Linked DNA regions of Homo sapiens: region 1 is linked to region 2. The links are chromatin loops, found by intact Hi-C in ENCODE. Cell type or tissue: K562. All regions are shown on one strand. Links, peaks and the distances in the headings refer to the core of each region. The heading gives the core; the rest is flanking DNA. Region 1 has its middle 6.5 kb from the start of ATG16L1. Region 2 overlaps INPP5D (inositol polyphosphate-5-phosphatase D).

Region 1 (2,907 bases), core at 313-2,812, 65 kb before region 2:
ACTCCTGACCTCAAGGGACCCGCCCATCTCGGCCTCCCAAAGTGCTGGGATTACAGGCGTGAACCACTGTGCCGGGTCCAAACCTCATTTCTTAATATGATAATAACAATGCCCCCTTATAGGCATATGTTACTTGGCTCTTTTGCTCCTTGTTTTTCTTTGTTTTTTTTTTTAGGGTCGTTGCTTTTGTGTATACACATATATGCACACGGCAGGAAATTTTCATTATAAAGAATCTCTGTGTACATAGATTAAACCACATGCAGGTCATGTCCTTCACTCCGTATATATGTTGACACTCAGATTTCATATTATTTTATTTCATTTTTTGAGACAGGGTCTTGATCTGTCACCCAGGCTGGAGTGCAGTGGCGCGATCACGGCTCACTGCAGCCTCAAACTCTCAGGCTCAAGCGATCCTCCCACCTCAGCCTCTCAAATAGCTGGGACTAATTTTTGTTTTGTTTTGTTTTGTTTTTTTGTAGAGACCGGGTCTTACTAAGTTGCCCAGGCTGGCCTCAAACTCCTGGGCTCAAGTAATCCTCCTGCCTCAGCTTCCCAAAGTGCTAGGATTACAGGCATGAGCCACCTTGCCTGGCAGATTTCATATTATTTATTTATTTTTTATTTTGTTATTTTTTTAGATGGAGTCTTAGTCTGTTGCCCAGACTGGAGTGCAGTGACTCGATCTCAGCTCACTGCAACCCTCTGCCTCCCAGGTTCAAGCAATTCTCCTGCCTCAGCCTCCTGAGTAGCTGGGACTACAGGTGCCTGCCACCAGGCCTGGCTAATTTTTGTATTTTTAGTAGAAACGGGGTTTTACCATGTTGGCCAGGCTGGTCTAGAACTCCTGGCCTCAAGTGATCCACCCGCCTCGGCCTCCCAAAGTGCTGGAATTACAGGTGTGAGCCACCATGCCTGGCCAAATTTCATACTTTTAAAATGATGTCTGAGGAAGTGTTATTATCCTTATACTACAGTACAAGCATTTTAGTAACATTTCAACTTTCTTGGAGATCTTTATCTCCTCTGCATATTGGCAGCCGGTGTCTGGAATGCCGGCCAGAGGATTCAACATGACACCTCTAGCAAGCTGGGAATGTGATCCGTGGTGGAGGTGGGGAGGCTATCTTCCTTGGTTTGTTTCTTTGATCTTTAAAGAGATGATAAAATTTCTCCTAGGCACTACTGCAATCTCCCACTACAAATAATAGTTAATGTTATGGAGTGATTTTTACATGTCAGGCACTGTGTTACGTGGATCAACTTATTTAATTCTCACAACACGATAATGTAGGTATATTAATATTTCCTTTTTGGAGATGAAGAAATAGACATATAGAAGTTAAATAACTTGGCCAGGCATGGTGGCTCATGCCTGTAATCCCAGCATTTTGGGAGGGTGAGGCGGGCAGATCACCTGAGGTCAGGAGTTCAAGACCAGCCTGGCCAACGTGGTGAAACCCCGTCTCTACTAATAATACAAAAAAATTAGCCGGGCATGATAGCAGACGCCTGTAATCCCAGCTACTCAGGAGGCTGAGGCAGGAGAATCACTTGAACCTGGGAGGCAAAGTTTGCAGTGAGTCAAGATTGTGTCATTGCACTCCAGCCTGGGAGACAAGAGTGAAATTCCATCCAAAAAAAAAAAGTAACTTGTCTGGTGTCACAAGTTAGGAAGAAGCAGAGCAACGTGTCTGGTGTCACAAGTTAGGAAGAAGCAGAACTAAGATACAGTCAAGGAAGCCTGGTGCCAGAACTCACCTGCTTCACCATGCTACTGGCTGTGTGTCAGGCTATGAGGGCTGAGACTGTTTTAGGTTGAGATTGTGTATCAGTTAGAATGTTTTTGATAGCAAGCAAAAGAAGTGCAATATGAGCTACCTTAAGGGAAAAAGGGGGGTTATTGTCTGGATTCAGTGTGCTGCAGAGACTGGCAGCAGAGATGTGGCTGGATCCCAGGAATCACTGCAACCAGGATGCAGATCAGCCAGCGTGCTCAGCCCTTTGCATCCGCTTCTCCATGGCTTGCTGCTTCCTTCTTCTCTTGTCTTGTGGCCCAGCCATTTGTGTTTCGCGGTTCTCCCATCCTCGAGGTAAAGAAATAGCTCCTCTGAAAGCTCCTCAGTACACACAAGCAGCCAAACAGAGCTGGCGCCTCTGAGCTCCAGTTCTCAATTCCTGGGAGAAGACTCTGATGGACCAGCAGGTGCCCGTATCTAAGAATCCTTGTGGCAAAGGGGCAGGCCAGTCTTCCAGGACAGCTTCCTTTGGATGGAGGGGAAGGGGCAGCTCCCAGAAGGGACAGGCAGAACACATCTTCTGTTTGGCCTGGCTAGCTCGCTCTTTCTTTCTCTCTCTTTCTCAATCTCCCTCTCCCTCCCTCCCTCCCCGCTCCTTCCTTCCTTCCTTCTTTCTCTTTCTTTCTTTTCTTTTCTTTTTTTTTTTTTTTTTGAGACAGAGTCTCGCTCTGTTGCCCAGGCTGTCGCCAGTGCGGTGGTGAGATCTTGGCTCACTGCAGCCTCCACCTCCCGGGTTCAAGCGATTCTTATGCCTCGGCCTTCTGAGTAGCTGGAATTACTGGCATGCGTGCCACCTGACTGGCTAATTTTGGTATTTTTAGTGGAGACAAGGTTTCACCATGTTGGCCAGACTGGTTTCAAACTCCTAACCTAAAGTGATCCACCCGCCTTGGCCTCCCAAAGTGCTAGGATTACAGGCATGAGCCACCGGGCCCAGCCTTCCACCTTTCTTTTGGTAACAGATTATACCCTCCTGCTAGTTAATGGTATTTCTCCATCCCTTCCTGCAACAAATTGGCCCCAGGGGTAGGCATAGGAACGCTTCTCAGTCACCATCCTCCACAGGAATTTTTAAAGTGGATCCAGGGGAGAGGGTCCCTTTTCT
Region 2 (2,907 bases), core at 222-2,721:
GCCCGTTGGAGATGCCTGGCAGGAAATGGGCACTCAAGGCTGGAGATGCATCTTTAGATGTGGAGTCTTAGGATTAGGTGGAAGCAGAAGACCTGAGCATGTCTGGGCTTTCACACGAAGGATGAGAAGAGACGAGGATGGAATTCCAGGGCACACCAACCATGAATGGGCGGGCAAAGGAAAAACCGCCAGCAAAGGAGACCAAGAAGGTGATAAAACAGACTTGGCATCCTTTTTAGAAAGCATTTACAAATCAGCAAGAAAAAGATAAACACTCCACCCTTCAACCAACCAAAGGATATGGACAGAAAATTCACCAAAAAATACAGATGGCTAATAAACATGAAAAGAAAAAAAGCTCACTTACTAAGGATCACCAGAGAAACACATGGAAACTATGAGACAGAACAGAGAAAGGGACAGGAGAGAAGGATGGGAGTGGGGGCACTGGTTGGTAGTGGAGAAGGAATAGATGGAGTCAAGGGTCCAGGGGCAAAGGCTAGGCAGGAAAGAAAGAGGAGGCTACCCCTTCTCTGAGACAGGAGGGAGGAAGATGCGAGGGCATCAGCCTAAAAACTGGACCTGAGGCCAAGCACGGTGGCTCATGCCTGTAATCCCAGCACTTTGGGAGGCCGAGGTGGGTGGATCACTTGAGGCCAGGAGTTCGAGATCAGCCTGGCCAACATGGCAAAACCCCGTCTCTACTAAAAATACAAAAATTAGCTGGGCATGGTGGTGGGCGCATGTAATCCCAGCACTTTGGGAGGCCGAGGTGGGTGGATCACTTGAGGCCAGGAGTTCGAGATCAGCCTGGCCAACATGGCAAAACCCCGTCTCTACTAAAAATACAAAAATTAGCTGGGCGTGGTGGTGGGCGCCTGTAATCCCAGCTGCTTGGGAGGCTGAGGCGGAGAATCACTTGAACCTGGGAGGCTGACGTTGCAGTGAGCCAGGATGGTGCCACTGCACTCCAGCCTGGATAACAAAGCAAGATTGTCTCAAAAAACAAAACAAAACAAAAAAAACAAAAAACTGGACACAGGCAAGAAGAAATCAGTGAGGTCCAGTGCTGTGTGAGGCAGGAGAGGATGGAGGTGGGGAGTCAGGCTGAGCACAGGGGTACAGGTTTGCTGTGGCAGTGGAGGAGGGGTGTTCCAGGGAGAATTTAATGGGTTGACGAGCAGGGTTTTTTTTTTTAAGCATTCTCAGAATATTTCAGATATGTACTGAACATAATAGCAATGGCACTACAGTGTGCCCTTAAGCCTAGGAGGTGGACTGTAAGATGGGTGACCCTCAAAGACCCAGTCCTCCTCCCAGTAACCACACTCTCTGTGGTCCCCTCCCACCATGAGTCTGGGCTTGGTCATGTGACTTTCTTTGGCCAATGGGACCTTAGTAAACATGAGGCCAACAGAGCCTTAAGAAGAACTTCCCCACTGGTGACACTCGAATCTGGGAACCCTGAGACCAGGAAGCTAAGAAGCCAGCACTGGCCTGCTGGATGATGAGTACCACCCCTATGCCTGCTGACAGCCAGCCGACCCCAGATCTGATGGGCTCCTGCCTGAGTGTGCCCAGATGACACCAACTAGAGCAGAGGTGAGCAGTCCAAATTCAGCCTAGCGCAGAGACTCGCGAGCAAATAAATGTTTGCTTTAAGTCACTGAGTTTTAGGACAGTTTGTTATGCAGCAATAGACAGCTGATATGCCTGCTATGTTAATTGTCATGAGAAGACTGAGGCTCCCAGGTCACCCCTGTTTCCTGAGCTCTGGACATTCACTCCCTTTTCTTTTCCAACATTTTGCCTCCCCTCAACCCCAACTCATTAAACGCTTCTACTGAGCCCTCTGGCACTCAATGAAATATCATTAGCAAAATTCCCTGTATCTTTAATCTTCCTGTCACCTCCCAAACCCAGCCCTCCCCGGAAGACACTGCTGCCTCTCTGGTGAGGCTTGTTTTCCTCCCCAACCCTCATATTCCGGGCCCGGAGGTGGGGGCAAAGGGTGTCCTTCCTGCTCCTCATTGCCACTTCCGGACTGATCTCCCTCCTCTTTCTCTAAAGCCTCCACTGTCGAGCAGTTTTGAATGCCAAGTTTAGGTGCAAAACAGTAAGTGGTAATTCTACAAGCCTCCACTATCTCCTGACTCTCGGCAGAGGCTGGCTGAAGCAGACAGATGGTTGAGACAAGAATTGGCAGGATGCACGGAGCTGCAGGATGTGGGAAGGACAGTATTGACAGGGTTGACCCTGAGTGTGGCTGGGAAGGAGTGACAGGCCTGGAGAGTCCGACGGGTGGCAGGGAGGGAATGCACAAGTGAGGAGGCTGCAGGCAGAGGGTAGGACTCAGGCACTTTGAGCTTTGGAAGCTGGAACAATGCCCTGGCCGTGGCTATGAGGGCAGGTTGCCTTCCCACACATCTAAAGGTGTTGTGTGAAGTTCGTCTAGTGACGTCACTTCTGGGAGACAGAGCTCAGTCCTTCAGCAAGGAATGCAGGGTGCGTGTGTTAAACTATTTCAGGGTAGCTGCTCTGGGCTCTTCTGGGCAGTAGGAGGAGACAGGCACTGGAATGGAAGTCAGTTCAAAGTATAGGACCAGAGTTAAATAAGTGAGACCAAATTTGCCAGTCCCCAGAGACAGAGTGGGAGCCACAAAGGTGGCCAGCGGGCAGCATTCCCCCACCCCTCTCCTTGCTCCAAGGACTGGGGTGGCCATCCTTTAGAGGCCATTGTGTGGGAATTCGCAGTGTTTTAAAAATAATACCACTGGGCCTGGCGCAGTGACTCAGGCCTGTAATCCCAGCACCTGGGGAGGCTGAGGCGGGTGGATCACCTGAAGTCAGGAGTTCGAGACCAGCCTGACCAACATGGTGTAACCCCATCTCTACTAAAAATACAAA

What was found. A loop is a pair of places that touch in the nucleus more often than their neighbours do. Peaks named below come from ENCODE experiments on the same cell type or tissue, not always from the same donor. Only the 100,000 strongest peaks of a DNase experiment are listed, where the experiment ranks them.
Region 1: it touches region 2 in a loop (2.4-fold over the local background); 15 of 110 quality-filtered maps call a loop at or near these places.

What each region holds. Positions count from the first base shown.
Region 1 is chr2:233,243,762-233,246,668 of GRCh38, reverse strand. No RefSeq gene overlaps it. Among named protein-coding and RNA genes, the nearest start is that of ATG16L1, 6.5 kb to the left of the region's middle. In K562, for the core only: no CTCF peak of the experiment used is centred there; no DNase peak of the experiment used is centred there.
Region 2 is chr2:233,178,653-233,181,559 of GRCh38, reverse strand. All of the region lies in intron 18 of INPP5D (inositol polyphosphate-5-phosphatase D), which reads right to left. Among named protein-coding and RNA genes, the nearest start is that of ATG16L1, 72 kb to the left of the region's middle. In K562, for the core only: no CTCF peak of the experiment used is centred there; DNase peaks (open chromatin) are centred at 1,359 and 1,999; H3K4me3 peaks cover 1,298 bases.